Regions from separate parts of the Mus musculus genome. Here region 2 is linked to region 1. A link is a loop called in an ENCODE intact Hi-C map of the cell type or tissue named here. Cell type or tissue: heart. All regions are shown on one strand.

Region 1 (4,000 bases):
TCTCTTTCTTTCTCTCTTTTTTTTTTTCGAGACAGGGTTTCTCTGTGTAGCCCTGGCTGTCCTGGAACTCACTCTGTAGACCAGGCTGGCCTCGAACTCAGAAATCCGCCTGCCTCTGCCTCCCAGATGCTGGGATTAAAGGCGTGTGCCACCACTAACCAGTGGATTGAAAGTTCTTAAGGCACCCTTTGGAAGCTCCCTAGAGTTTTATAGTCAAAGGTTTTCTAAGTTGCCTAAGGGAGAGTGGTACTAAGGTCTTCTCCCCCACCTCCTTTTGCTTCCTCTTACAAGGTGGTCAGGTGGTTTGGTTTTTAGTGTGCAGGATCAAAAATAGATTTGGGTAAAAAATAGATCAGTGGTTCACAATCATCTCAAGGTGGAAATACATTAAGTTGGGTATTAAGCTGAGTCCAAATATTCATTTTTAAAAAGCCCCAATGATGATTCCTGCCTCTGTCTGTTCTCATCCAAAAAAAAAAAATGGATTCTTTTGGTTTATAATTGAATGTTCTGCTTGTCTAAGTCTCTTAAGTAGGACTAAGCTGAGGGCAGTGAAGAGTGGAACTGAGTGTACAAGTCCCCCTGCAAGGTTGGCCTCTAAAAAAATCACTGGCCAAGATGACATAGTAGTAGTTTTTATACAGAAAGCAGTGAAAAATCACTCTCAGGTTGATTTTGTTACTCACTGAAAAATGTCAGTGAAGCCCTTTTCTGGATTGCCATGTGTACAGCATGATCTTGCTGACAGGCACTTTGGGAACACTGAAATGAGCTCCTTTAAGGCTTAAGATGACCCGGTGCCACGGGAAGAGCAGAGGCGCAAGGCTTTTTACCCAGGTGCTGGGCCTGGCTCTGCTGCCCATCTGCCCTTGCCAGGCAGGGCGTCTCTGCTGCAGTCTGTGGAAAACTGGAGCGACAGATTGGGCAACACAAACAATTTTAGGGTTTACAGTTGCTGGAAATGTCAAAGTTTTTCCCATGCTGACTGACTACAGACAAGAGCCTGTGTTTTCTCCAAGTTTGGGTCTGATGAAATTGAAAATCTAAAGTTCACCAGTGTCAGGATTTCAATCAATTATCACAGAGAGATCCCGGAGCCTCCAGCTGCTTTTCCATCCCCTAACCTTGGCAGTTTTCACTGCTTCTGCAAGGAGGACTTGCCCACGGATTTTGCAAGGAGAAAGGTTTTGGTTTTTAGTGCATTATACTCATTTGCTTGATTGTGTCTTTTCACTGAGAGGTCACTTAGAGATTATCTGTCCAGTCCTCTTATACAGATCCAGAGGGACCCAGTGACATGCTTTTGATCTTGAGGCATATAGCTGGCAAAGCGGGGACCCTCATCTCCTGCTTCTTGCCCTGATAACCTCTCCACAGTGTTGTACCCTCTGGTGCCACCCTCCTTCACTTCCTGAGAGAAATCCTGCCATGAAGGATGGAAGTTGGTTTTTTCTTTTCTTTTTTCTTTTCCTTCTGATCAGCACTTTTCCCACAAGTCTGGGCATGGTTCCTTTTTAGTTTTCTTTTCTGTCTACTTTTTATCTCTCTATCCCTTTAATTCTCCCTAAAGTTCACATTTCGTAGACAGGATCACCTATGTTTTTGTTATATAGCAAGCAGTTAAAATGAACTGACTTCAGCTGACACGGAGGTTTGGAGAACAAAGTGGGGGAGAGGGACATTGGGAAGGATTTAAAAAAAATCTATTTTGGCATTTGTTAGTCTGCAAACAGCTGGAGTTATAAACCTGAAGCTTGGCAGACGTCTGCTTGAACCAAGCCAAAAAAGAAAATTGATTCAGTATTTGTAGACAGAGTTATGAATGTTTATGTTTGCATCATTTGCAGACTTGCAGTGAAGCTTTTGCTTTTGGTTTGAAGCTCAGAGCTCTGAGTTCAAACGTTAATTAAGGAACTCTCTTGTTAGGGAATGGATTTAATTAAAGCTGTCCCAGTCTTAGCTTCAAGAGCTAATAAAGCCCATTTTGCTTTATTCCTGGAATTCTGCAATCTGAAGAGGGAAGAGACTAGGTAAAGACTTTTTTCTTGGTAGAAGTCCTTGCAACCCCAGCCCTCTCCCTAAGCTTACAGGAAACATGAGAAAGTAAGCTGCATTAGATGTGAAATTTGCTAATGGCCCTATTCTCTTGAAACTGTTATGTTTCCAGTTTAAGGGAAAGCAATTTTCTCCGAGTTCATGCTTCTAACAACTTCAACCTCAATGATTTTGAGGCCTAGAGATGGGGAGTGGTCTGTCCAGGCTCATCTTCTGCCTCCTGTTCTGAGCTGCTGCTTCTACTCTGCTGTCTGTCTGATGACCTCACTTGCCATGCATCTGGATTGTGTATGATTGTGTGTGTGTGTGCAAGTGTGTGTGTATGTGTCTGTCTGTCTGGACTGTGTGTAATTGTGTGTGTATGTGAATGTCTGTCTGAATTGTATAATTTTTCATGTTCCCACCTGGACTGTGTATAAATGTGTGTATGTCCATTTGGACTGTGTGTAATTGTGTGTGTGTGTCTGGACTGTGTATGATTGTTTGTGTGTCTGTGTCTGGACTGTGTGCATTTGTGTGTCTGTCAGGAGTGTGTGTATGTATGTGTGAGCCTGGACCATGTAATTATGTGTATGTGTGTCTGTTTGGACTGTGTGTAATAGTGTGTGTCCATCTGGACTGTGTATAATTGTGTGTATGTGTGTGTCTGGACTGTGTGCATTTGTATGTTTGTCAGGAGTGTGCTTGTGTGTGTGTGTCTGGACTGTGTACAATTGTGTGTCTGTCTGGAGTGTGTGTAAATGTGTATGTGTTTGTGTTTCTGGACTGTGATTGTATGTATGTATGTATGTGTGTGTGTCTAGACTGTGTTTAATTGTGTGTGTCTGTCCAGACTGTGTGTAATTGTGTATGTATATGTGTGTGTCTGGACTGTGTACTTGTGTACTTGTGTGTGTATCTGGATTGTGTCTATGTGTGTCTAGACTGTGTGCTATTGTATATGTGTCCATCTGGACTGCGTGTAATGTGTCTGTCTGTCTTTGTATGTATGGTACAGTACCTCAGGCTAGTGACCATCCTGAGGGCCCAGGAAAACCCAGCTGTGTGTCTTTCTCTTCTTCTCATTCCATAGCAGAGGTCCTCCACACCTCATTTTCCTGTCTGTTTTTAACCAGTCTTACCTTTTCTTTTCCCATCCTGACAATCCTGATGTCATTCTAGTGACTCATTCCTCTTCACTCTTTTGTCCGGGTTTTCTGTTTTAAAGGCAGCACGGCCCACTGGCCCTTCCAGACCTTTCCTTTACAGTCAGCTTCATGTTTGCTTCTGTCAGCATTTCTCTCCAGCTCCCTCCCTGCTCTCTGTTCCCCTTCAAACGTGACAAGAAACAGTGTGAGTCCTTGTTCTAACAATTACCTCAGTCAAAGGATGGGCGGGAAGTGAGGAGAGTTCACCTACTTGGAAGATGTGCTTAAATGTTACTTGCCATTATTTCTTCCTTAGGGTCTTTTCCCCCCAGGTCAAGGAGCCACAATTGGAGTTGATTTTATGATTAAGACAGTGGAGATTAATGGTGAAAAAGTGAAGGTAAGAAGCTAAATAATAAATAATAGTAAAGCTTTGATGAATTCTCTAAATTTTAACTTTAGGGGAAGAAGTACAGGTATGTTTTTTATAACATTTATTAAACTGTTTCATTCAAACCCAAATTGAAAATGATGTACTGGGGTAGGGCTCAGCTGGCAGAATACTTGCCTAGCATGCAAGAAGCTCTGGGTTAAACCATTAGCACCAATGGATCTGGGTGCAGTAGTACTTACCTGTGATCTGGACGAGGGTCAGGTGGGTTAACAGGAAGCTTAAGGTCACCCTTAACATAGCACATTGGAGGCCAGCCCAGCTTATCTGAGAAGCCATCTCAGAAGAAAGAAATTATACACAATTAATTTAGGGATGGTATGCTTATATATGAAGACAGTGAGGAAAATACATTTTCCTGCCATAC
Region 2 (4,000 bases), 57 kb before region 1:
TTTTATCCATTGAGCATGTCTCCAGCCCCCATGTGTCTCCTCTTTTTAGTCTTACAGTGTTAGTTTTCTTTTTCTTTCTCTGTCTCTCTTTTTAAATTTTAATTCCTCTAACAAAAGCTTGGTGAGCCGGGTCAGTTATGAAGACAAAGCTTCATATAGCTTGCAGTTTTGGAGCCTGAAAGTCCAAGAGCAAGGCACAAGCTGTCCCCAGGATCCAGAGGTTGATGACAGTTGTGAGTGCTGTCAGGGAGAGAGCACTTGGTGAACAGAAGTCAGAGAGAGACTGGGATCCTGCTCAAACTTTTATACAACTTGTTCTCATGAGACTCACTCCAGGAGGCCAACATTCTCTTCTGAGGATGGCCGCTTCCGTCACCTAAAGTTTTTCTATTTGCCCCCACCCCTGTCCTTATTGTTGCTTTGTTGTTGTTTTGGTTGGTTGGTTTTGGGGTGTTTGTTTGTTTGGTTGGTTGGTTTTTGTTTTTTTTACGAGACAGGGTTTCTCTGTGTAGCCCTGGCTGTCCTGGAACTCACTCTGTTGACCAGGCTGGCCTCAAACTCAGAAATCCGCCTGCCTCTGCCTCCTGAGTGCTGGGATTAAAGGCGTGTGCCACCACGCCCAGCTTAAAATGATTGTGTTTTATAAAGACAAGAGACAGTAGTCTCCTTTGAGTGTCAATATGGAATTATTTCCATAGATAATAATCACTAGTAGGTTGTAGTGTTCTCCAAAGCTCTTGTGACTCCCCTCACACTTCTTACTGAACGCCGTGCTCAAGAGACACGTGTGCCTTCTTTCTTCGTACAAACATTAATGAATCTTTTATAGAGGCAAAGTAGGGAATAATCAGATTTATCTTATAATGGAAGTGGTCTCCATTTGAAGAAAAAACATTAGTTAATTCCTTTAAAAGGATTCCTTCTGCAGGTTGGTTAAGTATTTTGCCAAACAGGCCTGAAGCCTCAAGTTCACATACCCAGTTCCCATATAAACAGCCATGCTTGGCTGTGTATGGATGGTATGAGCTCTGGAGAGGCAGAGGCAAGAGGATCCACAGGTTTTCTGGCCTGCAGCTCTAGCTTAATTGATGTGGTCCAGATTCAGTGAGTGACCCTGTCCTCGTTAGGGTTTCTGTGCTGTGATGAAGCACCTTGACCAAAAGCAAGCTGGGGAGGAAAGGGTTTATTTAGTTTATGTGTCCACATCATAGTCTACCATTGAAGAAAGTCAATACAGGAACTGAGACAGGGCAGGAATCTGAGGGAAGGGCTGATGCAGGGGCCATGGGAGAGTTCTTTTTTTTTACTGGTTTGTGCCCTCTGCATTTCTTAATCTGTTTTCTTATAGAATCCCAGACCTCCAGCTCAGGGATAGCATCTCCCACAATGGGCTGGGCCCTCCCACACCAGTCACTAAGAAAATACTGTGGCAAGTGCTGGAGGTGATACCCAGAGCGGGGCTCTCCCTTCTCATAGAGGAGGGAAGGGGAATGAGAGGAGGACCTGCGTGAGGAGGTACTGGGAGGAGAGGGGGCTGATATCGGGATATAAAGTGAATAAACAAACAAATAAGTAAAATACTATATAGGCCTGTCTTATGATTGTTATGGAGGCATTTTCATAATTGAGGTCCCCTTCTCTCAGATGACTTTAGCTTGTGCCAGGTTGATACAAAACTATCTAGCACAGACTCTGTCTTAAAAGTAAGCCGGAAAAACAATTGAGGAAGACACCCAATAGCAACATCTGGCACACGTGTATACAAATACATACGTAAACTCACGTGCACACAAGCGTGAACATAAACACACACACACACACACACACACACACACACACACACACACACGCACGCAAGATTCTTTTTAGCTGAGCGACATTTTTTTTTTTCTGGCCCCAATGAGTTCTGTAGATCACATGCTCCAGCAGGCAGAAAGGAGACGCAGCCAAGAAGGGCCATGTGCAGTGTCCCAGCCTCGGGGAATGCACTTTGGAGAGCGTGTGGGTGAGGCTATTTGGGATGAGATCAGGGATCAGTGATAAAGCCTCCTCACAAAGCCAGAGCTCCAGGGCTCAAACAGTTGAGGGATCCTTATCCCTCAAGCTAGGATGTTGATGAAGGTGGACCCATTATAGAAAAACCACAAAGAAAACAAAAAAAGACTCTGGTAATAAATATTTTGTGGAGGTATCAGAGACCCACAGGGAGGCCCAGTGTCTGATCTTTCTGTTCTGGCTATTAGAACATGCCTTCCTAATATGTCAGAAACAAAAACCAAGTTTCTATTATTCTCTCTTTAGGCTTCTGAAAAGACTGGACAGGAACACTGAGACAGGCAGGATTTTGTCCGTTCCTTCAGGTCAGCTTGTCCCGAGCAGGGTACTTAGCAAGGGTAGCTGTTCGGGGAGAGATGGTTAAGGCACGTGAATCTACCTTGCATTTGGACACAGGAGCAATTGAGGGAAAAGAGGCATCTCTGGTCCCCTGGGAGAGGGATTCCTTATTTTAAAAACATTTTTAATTTATGTGTGTATGCACTGCACACATGCCTGGTGCTTGCAGAAGCCAGAACACCTTGGATCTCCTGAAATTGGAGTTACAGATGGTTGTGAGCCACCATGTGGGTGTTGAGAATTGAACCCCCCAGTCCTCTGAAGGAGCAGCCAACCAGGCACTTCTTTAGAAAAGAGCAGAAGTGTGTGTGTGTGTGTGTGTGTGTGTGTGTGTGTGTGTGTGTTTCTAGACCAACTTTGTGATTACTTAATAGCAATTTGACAGCAAAAGAGAAGCTTGATTGACGAGGGCAGGCACCCCTACCCTTTTCAGAACTTGTAAATTTACAAGTAGAAGAGGAACAAGAGAAAGAGAGTAAAGCTATTTTTTTTTTGAACTCAGCAAAAATTGTATGCTGTGCAGTGATTTATCAGTGTGCAGAGGAGGCACGTTAAAAGACTAATTGCCGGCTGTTTATTCTGGAAAACTGTGTGTAGTTAGAGTCGGGGCAGGGAGCTTTATTTCCTCTTACCTTGTTCACACTTCCATTAATGTTAATAGGATCATATATCCTAGGCTTTCCTTGGCTCGCTGCCCTGACATAAATGGTTGAATTCCTTGTTTTGGTATTCTATGTTCTTAACACCAACAGGGGGAAATAGAAACAGAATGTTGGGAGCTGAGTTATTTTATGTGCTTTGTGATAGACAGGATTTATTCACTGTGGTCTATGGCTGTTAGGATGATGTGTTCAGATGATCTGTGTCCTTGGGAGCTTTATAATTTGCCCGAGGTGGGCCATTCCTGGGATGCTCACGTACATTTTTTATTTAACGGAACAACGTGATTCTTGGTCCTGGTTGTCTGGGTCCTTATTGTTGTCTGTGTTATCAATAGCTCTATGGGTTTGTTCTTCTCATTGTGGACTCCCTGAAGGCATTTGTCAGGAAATCTTTTGGTACACATGGACCCAACTTACTGGGGGAAGGATTTAATTCTTGAGGCTATTGTCTCAGAGACCATTTAGCCAAATGAAACAAATAGCAGCTGAAACTCTGTTGTGTTTCTAGTTTTGTCCCTACTCTGTGTGGAAGGTCCGAGTCAGATCGGGATGTAAGGAAATCGGGTTGAATCAGAGTGCTAGGAATTAAGGAGACTTAGGTGATGGAATCCAGGGCTTAGCTGGCATATTCTGCAAAAAGCCAGAAATTAAATATAATGGTCATTGGGGACCGCATATGGTATCCAATGTGTATGGTATCTTTCTAATTTCTAGCAGCTGTAAGCTGTCATTCCAAGCTAGGTGTGCAAGGAACAGTTTGAGCCCTGATCTAATAGATTTCTCTCATCTTACCATGAGTAAGAAGAATATCCTGGCCTCCTCCTTCCCCAGTGTCACAGAGTTAATGACTAACAGAGTGGGGTTGGTGACATATCATAAAGTCACCTGTGCTGTGACTCCTAGTTGGTAAAGAAAGTTGTGTCTAGCCCATATCCAGGTACTCT

Evidence for each region. A loop is a pair of places that touch in the nucleus more often than their neighbours do. Peaks named below come from ENCODE experiments on the same cell type or tissue, not always from the same donor. Only the 100,000 strongest peaks of a DNase experiment are listed, where the experiment ranks them.
Region 2: a loop joins it to region 1, with 2.6 times the contacts of the local background. A loop is called at or near these places in 6 of 42 quality-filtered maps.

The regions. Positions count from the first base shown.
Region 1 is chr7:92,820,300-92,824,299 of GRCm38, forward strand. It overlaps Rab30 (RAB30, member RAS oncogene family), which reads left to right. Exons shown (of 5, transcript NM_029494.2): 3 at 3,499-3,582. Among named protein-coding and RNA genes, the nearest start is that of Ddias, 52 kb to the right of the region's middle. In heart, no CTCF peak of the experiment used is centred here; no DNase peak of the experiment used is centred here.
Region 2 is chr7:92,763,667-92,767,666 of GRCm38, forward strand. The region is part of intron 1 of Rab30 (RAB30, member RAS oncogene family); the gene reads left to right. Among named protein-coding and RNA genes, the nearest start is that of Rab30, 24 kb to the left of the region's middle. In heart, no CTCF peak of the experiment used is centred here; a DNase peak (open chromatin) is centred at 1,965.